Regions from separate parts of the Homo sapiens genome. Here region 2 is linked to region 1. Evidence: read pairs that join two places in POLR2A ChIA-PET (ENCODE). Cell type or tissue: MCF 10A. All regions are shown on one strand. Links, peaks and the distances in the headings refer to the core of each region. The heading gives the core; the rest is flanking DNA.

What was found. ChIA-PET counts read pairs that join two places held together with the same protein. Peaks named below come from ENCODE experiments on the same cell type or tissue, not always from the same donor. Only the 100,000 strongest peaks of a DNase experiment are listed, where the experiment ranks them.
Region 2: POLR2A ChIA-PET joins it to region 1 with 22 read pairs; 7 of 35 experiments call an interaction of 5 or more read pairs at or near these places.

Annotation. Positions count from the first base shown.
Region 1 is chr15:98,897,601-98,907,741 of GRCh38, forward strand. It overlaps IGF1R (insulin like growth factor 1 receptor), which reads left to right. Exons shown (of 21, transcript NM_000875.5): 5 at 1,877-2,021. Among named protein-coding and RNA genes, the nearest start is that of PGPEP1L, 110 kb to the right of the region's middle. In MCF 10A, for the core only: a CTCF peak has its summit at 7,072 (motif pointing left); DNase peaks (open chromatin) are centred at 5,941, 6,271, 7,061 and 9,321.
Region 2 is chr15:98,653,102-98,663,242 of GRCh38, forward strand. The region is part of intron 1 of IGF1R (insulin like growth factor 1 receptor); the gene reads left to right. Among named protein-coding and RNA genes, the nearest start is that of IRAIN, 7.4 kb to the left of the region's middle. RefSeq lists silencers at 6,059-6,353, 10,059-10,141 and an enhancer at 8,172-8,982. In MCF 10A, for the core only: a CTCF peak has its summit at 6,300 (motif pointing left); DNase peaks (open chromatin) are centred at 4,820 and 6,310.

The sequences.
Region 1 (10,141 bases), core at 1,415-9,414:
GGGTCTCACTGTATCACCCAGGCTGGAGTGCAATGGCATAATCATAGCTCACTGTAACCTGGAACTCCTAGTCTCAAACAATCCTTCTGCTCAGCCTCCCACGTTGCTGGGACCACAGGCACACACTACCATGTCTGGATAATTTTAAAAATCTTTTCACTTCTGATTTTTCATTGCCAAGGGCTTCTAGTAATGGTGCCTTAAATTCTCTGCCACTGGGACCACTTGGTCAAGGTACTGATAGTTTTATAAGCTAGAATAAATATCGTAAAATGGCTTTGAAGTTGAAAGGAATTTTGGGGGGGGAATCCTTTTATGAAGAATTTTTTTTTTTTTTTACAGTTTGAGAGGAAAAATAATGTATTTTGAGAATGTGTTTTCCTTAATATTTGTTAAATGAGTAGACTGTATTCTTAAGGTTTAGAAAGGACAGAAACAAGTTTGTGCTTAGTTCTTCTGAATTAGTTGATATCCCTTGTTGCTGTTCACAATACACCCACTCCCAGCCCTCCGTGATGGAGATAACTCTGTTCCCCACAACTAGGGCTTGCCCACTCTCATGGTACTTCTGATGTTTAATTCTTTTGGCTGTGTCTGCATTTCCTCATTTACTTTTAATTTGCTTATCCCTAGAACATACCTTTTGAGTGCCTAAACTTTTTTATCTTCCTGTCCTGAAGACAAAAATTTAATCTGTGAATTAAACCCATGGAGAAGTATCATTTATGAAGGGATTGGTACATATTGATGCATGATGATGAAATGTGTCTTCTGGTTTATGTCCATTGCAGGAAATAGATTGGATTTAGGATGATGGGACATCTCATTAGAGGGGAAATTTCCTGATCTTGACTAAGGCATGCTTCCTGCCCCACGTTTAAAATTCAGGATCTCTTCCTTAAAACATCAACTGCACGCAACCTCTCATCTTTCCAACTTGAACTTCCCTTTAATTTTTCTTGGAAAGCTATTAAATTAAATTAGATGTAGGGCTTTATCCTTTAGTACCCTTATTATTTTATTTGTATCAACTCAAAGCAAAATAGAGCATTTTATTAAATATGTCTTCATAAATTACGCACAGTAAAATCCCATTAATTGGACCACACCCAGTTCATTATAGTGTTTATTATAATTTTAGCATTAGTTGAACTGAAAATTGGTTTTTGTTTACTATGAGAAAAAGGTAGACTAAACAAGATGAAACCTGTTGTTTGCATATTATGTTTGTACATCTTTATTAGCAACTATTTTTCCAACTATTTTCAACTATTTTTCCAACTATTTTCTAGTTATAAAAGCAATACATAAATACTATAGAAAATTTAGCAATGCAGAAATGAATTTTTAAAAATCCCTCATAGATAGCCATTGTTAACATTTTGGTGTATTTTCTTCAAGTCTTAGTAAAATGGAACCTTTAAATATAGATCCCTGTATCTTAGGAATTAGAAAGGCAGCAAAGGCAGTTCCTAATGAGATGGAGAAAATGTTGATTTAGTCATGCCCTTGTACTGTGGGGGCCATACTGTCTGTTGACAGAGCATATTAAAAGACGTTCCCTACATTCGTCAGCCTTAGCTAATTGGCAGTCTGGTATTTATGATTTTATATTTTGTTAATCAGCTTGGGAGCTGCAGTACCCCCCAGCCTCCTAGAAACTTGGCTTCCCCTGCCTGGGAGGCCTCGTTCCAGGAGTCGTTGTTGAGAGTCAAGCCAGGGAAGTGTGTTTTTGTCAGGGAGCAGCCAGTCCTGTGCTGGGAGCATCTCAGGGGGCACCTGCCGTTGAATTGTTCTCACTTGTGTTTGTAAGAATCCAAGTATGTCACCCTTACACCAAGTGAGCACACAGTGACACAATCCCCTTTCAATGTAGATAACATTGCTTCAGAGCTGGAGAACTTCATGGGGCTCATCGAGGTGGTGACGGGCTACGTGAAGATCCGCCATTCTCATGCCTTGGTCTCCTTGTCCTTCCTAAAAAACCTTCGCCTCATCCTAGGAGAGGAGCAGCTAGAAGGGTAAGTGCCCCAAATTTCATGAGCTGACGTTCTATTACAAAATAAGCAGCGTGCTTATGAAACTGTGTTGCTGAGGTAAGAGCCCTCCCTGCCTTGTTAAAGAGAAGAAAGGAGGAAGCCGCAGTATTGCCTGTGCTGCTCGAGTAGGTCTTGGGTGGAGTCATGGTTCTCCATTCTTAGGAGGTTGCTGTTTGGAAAACAGAGATGTTATCACCCTTACTGGATTTTGCCTCATCAGTCAAGGGTTGCGTGTCTGACTGTGACCAGTGAGACGGCAGACGGGGGTGCGCTTAGGGCTTTTCTGCCAAGAATGACAGCAGTTGGTCTGGAGTGCTCACCTCCCTGTGAAATCATTGTTCGCGCGACCCTCATCTGCCTCAGGATGCTGTACTCTACTACGCACAACTGCTCCATCTTTTAAGATATTGGAAGTGAGAGCACGGGAGGAGCATGGGCGGTTCGTTTTGTTAGAAAGAAACCCGGATTCACGAGATGGTTTTTATTGATTAGTTTACAGGATTTGCACTATTGATAGAGTTTTTGCCTTGGCACAGGCCTGCTTTGTGATAGGGGTTTTAAAATAACCGTGGGCTTTTCACTGGAGGATAAAAGCCGGTGCTTATTGCATGCACAATTGCTTTCCAGCCGTCAGCCTGTGTGTACCTTTGCATATGTACTTTTCTCTTTAAACTCTCCCTTTTAAATACGACTCTTGCCAGGCTTTAAGTGAATGCTTCAAAATAAAAGGAGTTATCAATTAAAGAGTGAATTCCTTCCAAAGAGAATTTGGGAAAATAATTTAGGAAAAGAAGAGGCGAGAAGGTCATGGGAAAGGTTGTCTTTGCTGATTTATCTGCCCCAACTGGATAAAGTTACTGCATAAGGGTTTCTTTACAGCCTCCCTGTTTTTCTCAGACTAACTCTTGGTCAGTCTTAAATTCTTAAAATTCCATCATCTGATAGAGCTAACGAGAGCGGGCAGCTCTTCATTCCATCCTTGAAAAGCACAGTGTCCTCCCCACTGGGGAACACCAATCCTTAAAAAACTTCTTTCTCATTGCAAATCGAAGGAGGCTGCCGCTGCACCCAGCCCCAGACTCCTCAGTCACTTACCTGGCAAGCTGAGGCCCTACCAGTTTAAGGTGATGATTATTGTTTCTTGTATTAAATTTTAAAATGAATTTTTCTCCGCTTTTTTTTTTTCTAAGTAGGTTTGTGTTTCTGGAATCTCGGGTGTCTGTGAGCATTTCTTCTTCAGCAGAGCAGTAGCTGTCAAATTTTCTTGTTGCTTAATGATATACTTTTTTGTTTCTAGACTAAGCAAATGATAGACATAGAGGTGAATGCTGAGAGGAGAGTTTAATTAATTTCCATTAGGAATTATTATGTGGTTACCTTTTCATGGAGTGTTAACTAAGTATTGTGCACTTAAATGTAGTTAGAAATTAAAGCCTGATTTTTATTTGCAAGAATATTTATGATGTCTTTCTCATTATCTGAAACTTGCATAAAACCTGAAGCATCAGCAAAATCTTTTTAAGGTTGCGTGCTCAGGTGTTTGGGAGGCTTTCCAGGTAAGCCCGGGCCCCTGGCCTGCTCTTACCATTTTAGATGCAGGGGAGGGCAAGTGGGCCTTGGGTTTTCCCTGCTGCTGCTGCTCCCCAGTAGTCCTGCAGCTCCAAGGATGCTGGCTCCAGCCTTTCATTCCTGCGTGCAGCTTCTAAGAGGCTCTTTCTTGAGCTTGGGCTCTTAAGAATCTTTTACCTCCCGATGGGAAGTTTTCTCTCACCCTGTCTTCCTGGCCCATGACCACAAAGGTATAGCCCATCCTCACGATGATGAGCTCCCCAAGAGCTCTGTTTGCTTCAGGTGTTGAGACCGCTAGCAACACCTCAGCTGTTCATTTCTCCTTAGACTCAGGGACAGAGTTAGGTCTGGCCCCTTCACTAGCTGCCCTCACTTCTGCAAGAAGGGAAGAGTCAGAGCGAGAAAGAGAAGGACAGGATACGATAGTCAGATAAACATCAGCAGTGCAAAGCAGAACTCGCACAGTGATACAAGGGAAAGAAAGAAATGTGCCCTAGGCATGGAGAAGAGCCAGATACCTGAGAAGATCAGACAGGCTTCTGACAAGAGGTGGCATTTGAGATGGGCCTTGAAGGCTTTCGGGAAAAACTTGAGGAAAGCAGAGGATTGAAGTGAAGAAAGGCAATTCAAGGTAGGGTGGCAGGAGCAAAGGCAACGAGTTGGGGCATCCTGGGGCCTGTTGGGCAACTAACACTGGAGAGGTGGGTGGTACTAGAGTTATGTAAGATGTTTTGCACGCAGGTATAAAGGGTTATAATTTAGGAAGACCATGGAACGTATTCAAGGCTTTTGAATAGAGGAGTGTTAGCAGAGCTGTCTGAAATTTTTATTTCGGTGTGCTTTTGGTTTAAGCCAAGATAGCTTTCATCCCAGTGTTTCTCAAACTTTGCTACACATTATGGAATCATTGGGGGTGGGGGCAGGGGTGGAGTTGAGAAATCCTGATGTCCAAGTTGCACCCCCACCCCAATTCAATAGGAGCGTTTGGGGTTAGGATCCAGGAATCAGTGCTTGTCTAAAGATCCCTAGGCACTTCAGCAGGCAGCAAAGATTGGAAACCACTGCTTTATCCCTTCATTTCTTCCCATGTGCATATCACAAAGCACTTTGACGGTTTTTTTTCCTAAATATTTTCCCCTCACACTGCTGCCTAATGTTTTAGAGGTTCACCCATGTTGTTAACACGTGTCACACTATTTTCTTGAACTTTTTTTTTTTTTTTTTTTTGAGATGGAATCTTGCTGTGTCGCCCAGGCTGGAGTGTAGTGGCGCTGTCTCGGCTCACTGCACCCTCTGCCTCCTGGGTTCAAGCGATTCTCCTGCCTCAGCCTCCTGAATAGCTGGGATTACTGGCACGCACCACCACGCCCGGCTTATTTTTGCTTTTAGTAGAGACGGACTTTCACCGTGTTGTTCAGGCTGGTCTCAAACTCCTGACCTTGTGATCCGCCCGCCTCAGCCTCCCAATGTGCTGGGATTACAGGCTTGAGCCACCACGCCCGGCCTTCTTGAACTTCTTTTATAGCCAGTGATAACATAAATGTTTCCATTTGGTTCAATAGGATGAAAGTTCTGTTCTGTAGCCTTTTGTTTTTGATGGAGAACAGAACAATTCAAGGTACAGAGATCCTTCAACTCTGACAACCTTGGCTTTCCAAAATGTCACTGAGATCCCCCTCAAAAAGTCTCCTGAGCCATCCAGAACAGAAAATTCAAGCATTTTACATAGAGTAGAGCTCTTATTCCTCACTCAGAGCCTGTTGACTTTTATATCGCACTCGGCGTGAGCTGATTTTGTAACCCAGTTACAAAAGCCATAGCCATGGTTTCCTCAAGGACACCATAGGGTGTATTTCTAGAGTAATGACCTTAGACATTAAGAAAATCAAGACCGCTCTGCTGTTTACAAAGGAAACAGGTTTTGTAATCCACATGTACACAATTTTTATAAAATAGCTAATTTTTAAGCTCTTGAGTAAGAGAATATTTTCACTATCTGGAAAATCCCCTTGTTTGGACAACCTTGTTTCCTGATGGCATCAGATAAATAAGGAGTTAAAGTTTCACATTATTTGGTGCTACCAAGGATTGTTGCCTTGAAAAGAAGAAGGAAAAAGTAGATGGAGGGTGGTGAGTTAAAAGAATTGAAATTCGCGGATAGGCATTTCTATGCTTTTGTTCCTACCACTCGACTGTGCAACACGCAGTGCTTTGTAATACCTTCTTGGAGCTCAAAGGTCAGGCTGAAACATGGCCGCTTTTTCACATTTCCCTGGGACTTTTGGAAAATATACACCAACCCTGTGACCTAGCAATTCCGGGATCCACCCAAGAGAAATGAAAACATGCCCACACAAGACTTGTGTATGAATGCTGGTAGCAGTATTACTCATAATAGCCTCCCGGGATTCCCCCGACCCCCAGCCCAAAAGAAAGACCCACTGGAAACCATTCAGATGTTCATCAGCAGATGAGTGGATAGAAAGATAAATGGATAAATGAAATGTGGCACAAAGGACAACTGACTACTCAACAATAAAAAGACGTGAAGTATGACACGTGTTACAACATGGGTGAACCTCTAAAACATTAGGCTAAGTGAAAAGAAAAAATCCAGACACAAAAGACTACATATTATATGACTCATTCGTATGTAATTTGCAGAAAAGGCAAAACTATAGAGACAGAAAGCAGACCAGGGATGGCTGCAAGGAAGAGGTGGAGATTGACCACCAATGGGAATGAGGGAACTCTTGGATGATGGAAGTGTTCTGGAACTGAGTAGTGGTGATGGTTGGACAGTTGTGTAAATTTACGGAAGCTCATGGAATGATGGGTGAATTTTTTTTTTTTTTTTTTTTTGAGATGGAGTCTCACTCTGTCACCCAGGCTGCAGTGCAGTGGCGCTGTCTCGGATCACTGCAAGCTCCGCCTCCGGGTTCACACCATTCCCCTGCCTCAGCCTCCCGAGTAGCCGGGACTACAGGCGCTCACCACCACGCCCGACTAATTTTTTTGTATTTTTAGTAGAGACGGGGTTTCACCATGTTAGCCAGTATGGTCTCGATCATCTGACCTCGTGATCTGCCTGCCTCGGCCTCTGAAAGTGCTGGGATTACAGGTGTGAGCCACCGTGCCTGGCCTGATGGGTGAATATTTGATAGGCAGGTTATACTTCAGAAGTAAAGCTATTTTTAAGAAACACCTAAACAAAGAGGAAACATTGTCTGAATATCTGTATGGTGCCTGGTTCCACCTAGATAGACATATCCACCCTTGCTGAACCCCTAAGGTTGATGTAAATATTGGATTTGGGGGAGAGTGGACATGATATAAACCAGCCTGTTTGCAGATGGATTGGTGGGAGCATCTGCAGAAAGGCAAAAAAGGCCAAATACTCTTATCAGTTGCAGATGGCTCTGTTGCTGATGACAGCCTGTGTCCTGGGTTCTGATGCCCCCTAGAGACAGCCGTGAAGAGGCAATTTTCTCCTCGAAGGAAGGAACTGGAATGATTGGTTGTATAATTGCAGAATTGTTTTCAGTATGTCAGCAAGCACTGAAAATGGGGAAACTGTCCCTTCCTACCTCTGTAGGCTGGAGACCTCGGGTTCAGCTCCATTTATCAGGGCACAGGACCTTCCTGTTCTGAGACTTTGTTCCAGGGGACTTTCACACTTCAGAGAATAGCACATGTCATCCTGCACTTTTGTGGGGTGATTAAAAGCTCACGGTATCCTTTTATGTTTAGCCCATCCAATTCTTCCAACTGGCCTCAGCCAGAAAAGCAGGGAAGGCACCCCCAGTTTGCAGCTGAGAGACTCCAGCCTGGGAGAGCTGAATAAATCTTTTGCCCAGAGGGGTTCCTCAGTAAATGCTGGAGATGAGGCTCAGACCTGACCTTTGGATTCCCAGATGGAGTGCTCTGAACCGTGTACCTGGGGCTGTCTTCACCACTCAAATATCGATAGAGATAACATAGAGATGTCCTCAGGAAGATAACCAACTGTTCCCATCCTGTGTGGTCTACAGATTGGGAGATAGGGCCTACCCAAGTGTAGAAATAAACATTTTTTACAACATAGAGAAGGCTGAGAACCAGGATACCAATATCAATAAAATCTGGATATCATAGAGCACATGGAAGCTAAAGAAAAATAAGTAACTGGTCAGGTGTGGTGGCTCACACCTGTAATCCCAGCACTTTGGAAGACCATGGCAAGGCATTGCTTGAGCCCAGGAGTTTGAGACCAGCCAGGGCAACATAGTGAGATACCAGCTGTTAAAAAAAAAAAAGAAAAGAAAAATTAACCAAGCATGGTGGGGCATACCTATGGTCCCAGCTACTTGGGAGGCTGAGGTAGGAGGGTAGCTTGAGCCTGGGAAGTTGAGGCTGCAGTGCTCTGTCATTGCACCACTGCACCCCAACCTGGATTACAGAGTGAGACCCTGTCTCAAGGGGAAAAAAAAAAAAAAACCTAATTTTTAAAAGCATTCTTTGAATGTAAAGGCAGTAAGCTAAGAAACAATTAGGAAATCACATTTACTGAATAATTTACTTAAGTAATCTTTTTCTTCAGGAAACAATGATAACTTTAGCGTATGCATATTTTAAAGATGTGCAGACAGGTCTCTGCCTTTTACCTTCTCTTAATTCTCACCTAATCATGGAAGGAATTTAGCGGGGAGCCTTGCCCCAAGCTGTGGCTCGAAAAACAAGCATGGTATTGACAGGCAGCTCATGAATGGCTTGATTATTATTTTGACAAGGGTTTTATTTTTATTTTTCTTTAGCTTCCACAGGCTCCATAATGCCTGGGTTTTATTGATATTGGTATCCTGGCTCCCAGCCTCTTCAATGATTGTAAAAAATGTTTGTGTTTACTGTAAAAAGATAATCTTGCTTTTCAAAGTGATTAGTCAAATACACAGAATTTCAGTGTGCCTGCCATTCATTTGTCAAATTCCTGGTTTATAATTCATGCTTCCTCCCGTGGGGGAGAAGAATGTTTTGTTCAGAAGGTATTTTTGGTGTGGTTCCGTTCCCTGCTAGTGAAATTAGTTTATGAAAAGAGGCCTGGTTCTGGGTGTAGATGGAAGTTTGGCCTGATTAATTGGTCCTTACCGGCAGCCCAGAGGTTTCTTCATCAACAAGGAGATTTTGTCCTGTAACTAACTCAGGTACCTGGAAGCAGCCCGACATTTGGGGGTGCATCGCTGCAGTCTCCTTTGGAGCTGGAGAAACCTATGAGCAAGAATGGGCTTATGACACATCCATTTCCACTCCATCCCTCCTTCCGTTGTATGACTGCATGGAGCCCCTCTGACCTCCAGCAGTGTCACCTGCAGCCTGGTAGTGAGAAACAGCAGGTATGGATGGGGTCTACCCCCAGCAACAGTAGCGCCAGCTGGGCCATATCCTGGCACTGCTCCCCAGGAAACACACCTTGTGTTGCATTGACCAGATCTGGGATCATTTGGACAATGTCTTATGCTGCTTTTCCAGGATAGCTGTGTGTTCAGGAGGGAGCCCTTACTGAAAGGAAAGAACTGTTGACTTACAAGTTTTTGCTACCGGTTTGGTGGTCACTAATGTGTCCAGAGGCCTGAAGATGGGCGTGTGAGGAGCCTGACTTAGCTTCAGAGGCTCTGTCTTTCGACTCACTTGTGTGCTCACTGCACCCCTGTGCTGGCAGGACTCCAACCTCCACCCCCAGCACTTGTGTGGACAGAGAGCCCAGTGCTCAGGAAAGGGTTGGGCTTCAGGCTTGTGATGCAGATTCCGTGGTGGCTCTGTGACTCCTTCTGGTCGTTCTTAAAGTAGACAGGGAGCTTAGATGTCACCTGTGCATTCCCCTTGTTGTCCTACGAGTGAGTAAACAGGGCTACAGATAGCACTAAGGGATCTGCGCATGGCTGTGCAGCTCATTCATGGCATTTCTGGTCCTGGGTCCCAGTCTCTGAACTCCTTCCTGGTCTGACGTCCCTTTGTGAATGTTCAGGAAAATGTCACAGGGCTGCTTGGCAGCATTGTAACCATAATTTGTGCTTTACTGTAAATGAGAATCAGGCTGAGGATTGACCAGCTGGTTAGAGGTCCTGGTTTGGGTGTAAATGAAGACCCTCACCAGATGCAGAGAGATCCCCAATGGACATAGCCTCCAGGGCAGACGAAGCCTTAGGGGTTCTGTTTTGTCCTGGCTACGCTGGCTCTGCAGGGAGGGCTGGGGTTCTTTCTCCTTTGTGTGTTTATACATTAGATCTGTGAGTGGATCTTAGAAGTCACTCAAAGTACTGCACTGATTCCCAAACTTAGTAAGAAGCAGAGCAGGAAGAGGAGAAGAAGGATTCACGGTCCATGGGGATCAGGCCCATCAGCACAGAGGACTCAGAAGTCAACCCTGGCATTGTCTGCTGCCTTCCTGGGGAAGCCAGAGAGAAAGGCCCACTGCGGGGATCTTTCTCTAGACCTAAGCCGTAGCTGTCTGCTTTCTTGCCTCTCCAGGGATGGACTTGTCCTGCCACCTGGGTAGC
Region 2 (10,141 bases), core at 1,298-9,297, 240 kb before region 1:
AAGCTTAGCAACAGGGATTCAATCCCGCAGTAGAAATGGGCAAGCAGGAGAAAAAGAATCTTGGTTCTATGTAGCTTCAGTTAGGGATTGAGGAGCTGGATTTAAAAAACACAAATGCTGGTGGAGGGCAGATTTTTGACAATAGAAACCTCAGCTGAATCTGAAATGATGGTTTTTTTCAGGATAGAGTTTAGGAGCTGAGTCTGAAGGGCTGTTTGTATTTCCAGTTTTATTATGTTTTCCAACAAAGAAAGACATTGCTGTTTTAAGATGTTTTAAACACTCATTTTTTGATATGCCACATTGACCACAAGTGGTAGTAAGGACTGAGGATGAACAGAACAGTTCATTTTAATGCAGTATTGTTGTTTCTTTTCTTTGCAGTTTTATTTTATTTCTTACATAGTTCCAGGGTCTGAGCAGGAGAAAGAATCTTTAGGATGCAGTAGTTTTAGGATACACTGTTTCAAGTATACAGTGATTTTTATAAAATTAAAATTCCTTACAGAACGAAAGGTTTTAAAATGTGGCAAAGGCATTTTTGTTTTGAAACTGTGTGCATTTATCCAGATTTACCCTGGCCTTTCAATAGGAAAAGACCTAGAGAATAATTGTTGTTTACATTTGCTTTTGGTCTTTGTCTAAGGCTTAGTTTACTAATAAAAATGTTTCCTGCCCTTCCTATTGTTGCAAGATCAGGGCAGTAATGAAAATCAACTGTATCATTTTCACTTGTTGCCTTAGAGTTTTTGCCAAGAGGAACCCTCAAGGGACGGTGGTTTCCTTTTAAATCTGGTTTCATTTGTTTTGTAAGAATGTGCTGTAAGAAGCAACTGAATCCAGCCTGCACTTATTGTGCACCTACTGTATGAAAGCTGACCTTGTGCTACTCAGTGCATGAACCTGCAGAGTCTTGCATGAAACCACCTTTCTTGAAATTCAGATTTTTTTTCAGACTCAGTATAGGGTGCAGTTTTCAAGTAGACAGTAGTTAGCATTTTAAAGGTTCTTTTAAAAATATTTCTGTAGACTTAGGACTCTAGTGTTGTTCATCAGAAGCCTTTACCCTATACCTTTTTTGCCTCATTGGTGCTTTCCGTTATATTGGGATGTCACTGTAGACTGTGACATACAGGTGATGTTAACCCATCTTGACTGGCGGCACTGTCTTCTTTATAACATTGGATATGGCAATTGTGATTTACAAACTGCAGTGTTGTAGTTGCCTTTTTCCAAAAATTAGGAGTCACAGGTGTGTACATGAACGTTGCATAGCATGTTTTGAGTTGTAAGAAAGATGGAACTTATTTCAGAAGTTTTCTGGATTACATATTGCTTAGTTAGCTTTCTAGAAATCAGGAAGCATTCATAATTTCAGGGCATTTTATAATTTGTAAATAACTTGGTGTTTTTAAAAGCGTGAGGGAGTAAGAGTGAGGAGACAAATCCTGAAAGTTTTTGTTTTTTAATTGTAAAGCATACAAGATACATTTCTTTATAGGTTGTGATTTTCCCCAATTTGTTTTCAAAACTCATTTAAAAATCAGACCTAGTTCATGGAAGAGGTATTTGCGCCTGTGGGCGAACTTGATTTGAACTGCTTTTCTTAGCCAGCTTAGGACAGGTGCTGAGTCCAGGGGATGAGCTCTTCTCAATTGTACTAAATATATAATAGTTGCACACATGTTACGGATATAGTTTCTTGATTTCCAGTCTGAGATGTTCTGAAGGAAAATTCTGAACACTTTAGAGACAACAAAGTGCCTAATGAGTGATGCACTCTGATCCCTCCTGGAAAATGGTGTTTGGCATCAGCTTAGCAAGAGGAGGTTTTCCAGTTATTTGTAAAGATGTGATGTGGCTTTAAGTGGGGATGGGGGAGGGTAGCAGCCCCAGTGTTTGTGGACATTGAGACCTGTTGACATTTGGGAAGCATAACTGAGTTCCACTATTTGAAAAGATTAAAACTTTGATATATGTACACATCCCCTCATGCCTGCACCCCCATCCCCGAGGGTCTGGAAAAGAATTGATTTGTTCTGAGGAAGGAACATATATTTGGAATATAAAATGGTTAGTAAACAAAGGATCTTTAAAACAAGTTAGATTGTTATCTCAAGAGAAGCATACTTCCTCGGCATGATGTTTTCTTTTGTTAAATTGCTTTGGTTTTATTTGACTCAAAGTATTAACAATACCTTTGATTTTGAGACTTTTGGACTTTTGAAGACTAAGTTTTTAAATGGTCAATTTTACTCGTTTGAAAGTCCCAGATACCATTTTTGAAGATTTCTCTCCCTTTTTTTCCACTGATGCCGGCTTTACTTATGTTTTATTTTCAAATCTTAAGGAAAAACTGATATTTCCTTACTTGAACTGAGAAATAGTCGTTTTCCCTCCCTCTTTTCTTCCACAGTAAATACATGTTGAGTACTTACTGGATGCAGTTCTTTAGGTTTAGAAATTATTTGATACTGTAAAATGTCTTACCATAAGTTTTTAAAGATACCCGTCAAACTATAGATGTTACTGCCATGTTTATTAAAAAAAAAAATAAAACGAAACAAACTAGTAAGCAAGCTTAAAATTTTTCTTTTTCCTGCCCTGGACTACAGATTTTTTTTTCTTTTTTTTTTTTGAGACAGGGTCTCTGGTCACCTAGGCTGGAATGCAGTGGTGTGATCACGGCTTGATTCTGCCTTGACCTCCCAGGCTCCAGTGATCCTCCCAAGTAGGTGGGACTACAGGCACACACCACCATGCCTGGCTAATTTTTTGTATTTTTAGTACAGACGAGGTTTTGCTATGTTGCTCAGGTTGGACTCAAGCGATCCACTCACCTCGGCCTCCCGGAGGGCTGGGATCACAGGTGCGAGCCACCGCCCCCAGCCTACAAGAATTTGTAAACTCATAGATTGCTCTTCTGTTTTCACTGGACCACAACAGAAAGTAGTTTCTTTTATGGTGAGGGATGAACACCTACGATTGCAATATAAGTTGTTGGGCCTTGTGTCCATGGAGCTCACTTGGTGGTTGGTGGTCTTGAAGCATTCACATTCTTTGGAGTAGTGGGGCGGCTGGCTAGTCACATGGGGAAGATGTGCACACCTGTGGATGGGGCCATCACACACTGCAGCGATAGCTGGGCCTACCTTACTGCTCACCTGGCTGGGCACAGCGGCTCCTGCCTGTAACCCCAGCACTTTGGGAGGCCAAGGTGGGCAGATCACTTGAGGTCAGAAGTTCAAGACCAGCCTGGCCAACATGGTGCACCCCCTTTCTACTAAAAATACCAGAATTAACCGGGCGTGGTGGCCCGTGCCTATAATCCCAGCTACGTGAGAGGCTGAGGCAGGAGAATTGCTGAAACCCAGGAGGCAGAGGTTGCAGTGAGCCAAGATGATGCCACTGCACTCCAGCCTGGGTGACAGAGCGAGACTCCATCACACACACAAAATACATATATAAAAATAAATTGCTCACCTGGTAATAGTCTGGAAAACATTTTTTTTTTGTTTTTTTGCATATTTTAAAGACTTTAGAAAGTAGTCTTGCTAATCCAGAAAGTTCTTGCGGGGAGGAGTTTGAAACTTTGTTTTATCTCACTCCTCAGTCTTAGCCCCCTTAATACCATAGGTCTCTACTTCAGTAAGAGTTACATAATACGAATGCCGTTTGTTCAGAATTGTGTATCTCCATCCATCCGTCCATCGTCCAAATTCTGCGAGTTTGAAATACATTGTTGTTGCTGTTTTGTATACTTTTGTTCAACCATTTTCTTTTTAACATGGCACTAGCTTTCTCAAACTGGCTTTGGAATTATTTGTCAGTTTAAAAATAAATACCACTTTAAAAATTACTCTTGACATGGGAGAACAAATATATTTTGATAGTTGTTAGAGCATAAATATTTTATAGAGCATAACTTGAAATTTTTCCTGATACATTGTGATTGCTTTCAGCTTGTCCTCTGCTGTAAAAAATATAGTCGTGGTTAGTCTCTGTAAAGTTGGTTATTGGGAATATGTGCTTGATTACGTAAATGAGACATCACCAATTTAAGTCAGCCAAAGTTTAGTCAATAGAACTTTAAAGAACAGAAGTCTAATGGTAATTAGGGAGAGATGAATTTATTTGTAGGAGTTTTCCCCAAATTCAAAGCGTCTTAGTGACCTTTGATAACTTCCTGGAAAAAGTAGGAAGCATGGAGAGAAATTCCAGGTAGGAGCCCATGATCCAATTGACTGCATCAGCTTACAAAGTGTTTTCTAAGTCATTAGCTATTAATTCTGTCTAGATTGTAAAATCCCTCTCAGTTGTGTCCACATTTATCTGTGTTGTCCTGTATTTATTCTCTTTACCTAATTTCCCTGAGTCTCATTTTAGTGGGATAATACACAAGCTTACAGACTCAGGACTTTAAAGAGAAGCACAGATTGCCACGAAAACAAATGAACACAGAGACCAGTAGCAGCAGAGGGAGATCTGCTGTGAGGCTTCCCTTAGTTCTGTTGTCTGATTTCTGTGGATAATGAGTTCACTGCATATGTTAGGTCACAACATGATATCGTGTAGTCGTAGGTACAGAACTTTTGTTATGGTAGCCTTTCTTCGTCAGGTGATACAATTGGGATTTTCTTTCTCACATGCACCTCAGTAAAATTTTCAGCAACAGAGATTGGCTCAGGATGGAATTTGTTCAGTTTCAGTTCTGCAGCCTGTCCTTTTCTGGGGAGACTCATTAATTGAATGTTGCCTTTCGATCTCACTGAGTCACTTGAAATCGCTCAGATTGACCCCTATTCCGGGATCCAGCCTGGTCCAGTGCAGACCTGCATTGACTCTGACTACATGCTGAGTTGGCCTCTGAACCAGTTCCTGTACCATTCCCTTAGTCTGATGGACTTGCCAGCTCCAAATACTCAGAACGTGCCTCTTGTGGTCCTAGGATCAAGTCCAGGGTCCTTAGAATCAAGTAATGAAACAGGTCCTTAGTAATCCTGTGCTGTAGGGATCCACTGTTAGTTCCTGGTACTCCCCAGCATCTGTGCATTAGCTTGATGGAAAGGAAGCTGTGTTATGCCTGTCTTCAAGTTTTTGCTTCTGCTGTTTCCATAGCTGAGAATGTTTTTCCTCTTCACTACTCTGCTACTTCTCCTTCCATCCTCAATACTGAATAGCAGAAAGTGCCGCTTAAGAACACAGGAAGGTCACCATAGCTTTAGTTTCTCCTTAGCTGCCAATTAGTTCTTTGGTCCTAAAGTTATTAACTTTTCTGAGTCTTGATAGAAATGCGGAGACTTAAAAATATTTGGGGGAGACATTTCTCCTTTTCTCACTAAACAACAGAATGAAAACCTTTTCTAACAGGTTTAGAAAACCAAAGTCAGAAAAATTGTGAGGAAATAGAATAGGTTTTTTAAATTGAAATAATTTCCAAGTTCCAGGTGGATCTGTAAAATAGGGACAAGATCATAACTTTCAAAAGGCAGCACGCTAAGTCAGGTGATTCCTTTCCCCCATATGCCTTTTCTGTGGTTTGAATAGGTCAGAGATGCCATCTTTACATTTCCAAGTCAAATTCCTCTTCCTTCTTGAAGGTTTTTGGGATTTCCCTAACTTGTATAGATCTACTTTCCCATTACTCCTTTTGAGTTCATAACCCACGGTTTTGCTGGTTGACAGTGATTTGTCTTGTTCCTTGCTTGTAATTTTATTAGGACCATGGAGCCAAAGTGGCTGGTTTGAATCTCAGCTCTTCAGTAGCTAAGCTCTCAGGCAAATAATTTAATCTTCTTGTGCCTCAGTTTCCTCATCTGTGAAATTATAATTTTAATAGAATCTACTTTAAACATTCATAGAAATCAAATTCGTACACATGTCAAGTGCCTAGAATAGAACCTGGCACCTGGTATTAAGCCCTTGGACTTCAACTGCTACTGTTCTTAGGGTTGTGACATCCTCGAACAGAGATGTTCTTTGGATAGAAATATAAGGCTTACTTGATGTTTGATTGTCCTTGCCATTTAAATATGTTATAGAACCTGGCACATAGGTGCTCAATAAATGTATAATAAAACTTTATTTTGCTAAGGTGTTTATTAACAAGATGGCATGTTGCTTATTAAACAGTTGTGATTTTTTTTTTCAGTAAACGATGGTCATCCCCCTGCAGTTTGCCTTCCATTTCAGAGATCTGTTTATTACACTTTCTCCCTTAATATTGTCATTTGTCAATTTCTGCTCACACCTGAGAGGTGTCCAGTGTGCACTTTGCCCATCTCGCCTATGCATAGGCTCCATCTAGTGGCCAGAAGGGAAATTCAGCATATTAGGTGACTGAATTAATAGTGCCCCAAGGAGGAAGATAGCGATCCCAACCCACTCTCTGGCTTGCTTCCTGGGGACTGATTGCAAGAAAATGTGGATACTACAGACTTCTGTAGAAATCACTGGGCTACAGTTTTGGATTAAGGTTACTCTACTGTGTCAGTGCGAGCTGTCCTGAGAGAATTAGGGTCTTCCTAAGTGATGCAGACAGGCGCACTGCAACTCCATGGCAGAGCTGTTAACACCTAGTGTGTCTTTTACAGTTAGAGTTTTAAGATAATTTTACAGGACTTTAATAAATTTAAAGCTCCAAAATATTTGAGATTAGAGATTAAAAAAACACTACTGATTTCATTTGGAAAAATACAGCAAGATTTACCTTCCATTGCTCTATTTAAACAGGTAGTAACACTTTCATTCTCTTCTCTCTCCCCTTTGGCTATTCTATGTGGTTAAGATGCTCGCCAGCCAGAAATACTCACAGAGAATAAGAATAAATACATCCAGTGTTGTGTTAGGTCCCACACCGTCTATATTTCGCTAGCTAATTTTATGTATTTTGTTTCATGTTTTATTGATATTTTCAGAATCTTTCTTGCTGAGATTACACAAAATATATAGCTGGTTATTCAGTTTTACGTGTCAAAAGCCTTAAACCTGTTTCCCCATGATTGCCTTTTATTATTTTTAATTCGGAAATCTTTGTTTGGCTGTCTGAGAGAGAACTTCAGCCTCCCTTCCTCCCAGACATTTTGAACAGTTCAGGCTGTACTCATTCGTGTCTCTTTGTCTTGGCAGGTGGAAGCCCCTCTGCTTGGAATAGCAAACAATACTACCAGCTTGCCCTCTGGCAAGCTCCTTTAAGAGTTAGCTGTAATTTCACCCTCTCTCTGGCCTTGATTCTGCATGCAGAATGATTGCACTGACTTGAGCTCCTGTGGTCTCTTGCTATACCTCCTATTTGGGCATCTCCCCCATATTGCTTTCCCCCACCATTGGGGAGGGGAATGGTACCTTGGTTATCTTTGAATTCCCAGGAGGTGGCCCAGTGCCTGGTGCATAGGAGGAGCTGAAGAAACGGAAGACTTCTTAAAGGGATACTCGCCATTCACTTTGAAGCACTTCTTTGTACAACAAATTTATTTTCATCTGATCATTGCACCTCTGCTAGCCAAAACATTTTATCACACCAGTTACTGCTGCATGGAACTTGAAAGCAATAAAATTATCTTTAAAATCATTGTTTGATTAGGCTTTTTGCACATTGAGGTGAATAAAAAAAATTAGAACTCCTGGAAGGGTAATTTGTGAGTCTGGCCTTGTGTCAAGATCACCTCATCCCTGTGGATGGAGACTTTGTTCCATAAGTTCCCTATAGATAAGATGTAATGAATAATTCATTGGCACCGATTTATGTCTGTAGTGTGCTTTTAAACCCTCTTGGAGCTGGGTTCCTGAGGAGGAAGCATCTGCAGGCTGGACTCGGCTGCCTGGTGGTCTCCGGAGTGGCCTGGTGCAGAGGGCCAGGGTGGCATCTCAGAAAGTTGGGTGGGTAGGGTACTTGCACACCTGCTGACCTTGAGTTACAGGGTGGACCTAGGTCATTTCACAGGCCCTTCCAGCCTTCAGATCTCAAGATACTAGGCAGAGAGAGAGATGGAGATTTGAGGGAGATGTGGTTGGAACAAGCAGAATCACCACGTATGGAAGTTGGCTTCTATTTTTTGCATTGTTTTCTTGGTGAGGCCAGTAAGCTTTTGCCTCACTCCTGGGAGGGACAGTAGCAAGGTCTTACAGGTCTCTCTATCATTGAAGCACCCTCTCCAACCCTGCCGGTTTTGGTTGCTGGTGAAGGCCTTTGACAGTGTCCTGGTAGGGCGACGGTGAGGCCAGCTCCCGACCTCTGGACAGAAGAAAGCTTACTTGTCTAGGTTGGTGTCAAGGGGACTCCTGAACTTAATGAACACCTTAGAAATTATCCTTAAAGTCTCCTCTTCCGAGGAGTGGGGTGGGATATTTCTTGCAGAAAATGTAAACATAATCATTTGAAGCTGGAATGTTAATATTCAAGAGTAGCTTGTAAAAAAGCATCTTGTGAAATTCTCATGTGAATGCTGAACCGGCTGGATGTGAACTTAGCTGGACAGCCTGGCCTGTCTTTGCTCTGCTCTTCTCCGTGCGGTTTGCATATGTGCAGGGCTTCCTTTGAAGCCTTGTCCCCTCAAACAATTCACTGTCTCCCTCTCTCCCACGCATGGAGGCATGTTGGAAAGGGAGCTCCAGGCCTCAGTGTCTCTGCCTGTGATTGGAATAACACTGCTCTAGCAGGGATGCCAATGAGAATTAGCAATAGATAATGTATCCAAGCTGCCCAGCAAACCTGGCAAATAGAAAGCATCCAATAAATGGATGCTTTTCTCTTTTTTTCTCCTCCTCATGGTGGGTGGCCCTGGTGGGCTCTCTCTGGGGCCTCCAGTCCTCCTTCCCCACAACACTGGGGAATTGCTGCCAGTTGAATAGGGCCCTTTTTTTTTTTTTTTTTTTTTTTTTTGAGACAGTCTTGCTCTGTTGCCCAGGCTGGAGTGCAGTGGTGCAATCTCCGCTCACTGCAACCTCTGCCTTACTGCAACCTCTTCCTCCCAGGTTCAAACAATTCTTGTGGATCAGCTTCCCAAGAAGCTGGGATTACAGGCGTGTGCCACCACGCCTGGCTAATTTTTTTTTTTTCTAGTAGAGACGGGGTTTAGGCATGTTGGTCAGGCTGGTCTCAAACTCCTGGCCTCAAGCAATCCACCGACCTCGGCCTCCCATAGTGCTGGGATTACAGATGTGAGCCACTGTGGCTGGCCAAGGAGGGTCTTTTTTTGCACATCTACAGTGAAAGGTTTGAACCCGGACGTCTGAGTCTCAGGTCAGTTGTTGAAACCACTAAGTAACCACCTTGCTTCTCTGTGCCTGAAGAGAATGGGTTTTTAGGTTAACCAGGCTGACTGGTTCAAGGTCATGTCCCTATCTGTGGAAGGGGAGTGGGAGTGGAAGGTGAGTGGTGACAGAGTATGGAACCCTGTTTCTGATATCTAGATTATTTGAGGGCCTCCAGTGGTCTCTGCTCCATGGAAAGCATATGAAAGAATATGATTTTTTTTTTTTACTCGAGCTTGTTGTCTAGTTGGGAAAACTCAACTACTGGTGGAGAGTAACAGATGCTATGAGTTTAGTGCTAAGTTATGGGATGCTGACCGGAGAGAAGTATGTGGGCTGCAGGCAGTGGGGTCACGGAACTGCAGAATGGCTTGAGAAGCTTTAAGGAGGATGTCTGACTTTAGTGTGCCCTAAATATTTGACTCTCAAGATCCAAGGAGGCAGCTCCCCAGGAGAGGAAGGGACCATGTGTGGTGTGGGTGGCAGTGTGCACTGATGGAGTGGAGAGGGTGTCAGAATCCGGTGTTTGTGTGGTGGGAAGGAATTGACTGCTGGCTAGAGAATGAGGAGCGCTGAAACCTTTGCACCATTGCAGTGGACCCGCTGAGAAGGGTGTTCTGGGGAGGCTGCTCTGGTCTCTCGATGGAGTCAGGATTGGGGGACAGATAGACACCCCGGTGTGAGCCAGTGATGGTATAGATGAGGGAGGCAGTGAGGACAGGCTCAGGGAGGGAAGTCTTGTCTCTAGACCTGAGACCAGGAAGCAGGAATGGACTGGACAGGTTGGCCCAGCTGAGGGAGGTGACTGGTGAGATGGGTCCTCGGTGTGAGGGGCTGGGTTGCCAGAGGAGCTGTGGGCTGGGGTGGTTTGTCGAGAGAGCAGTCCCAG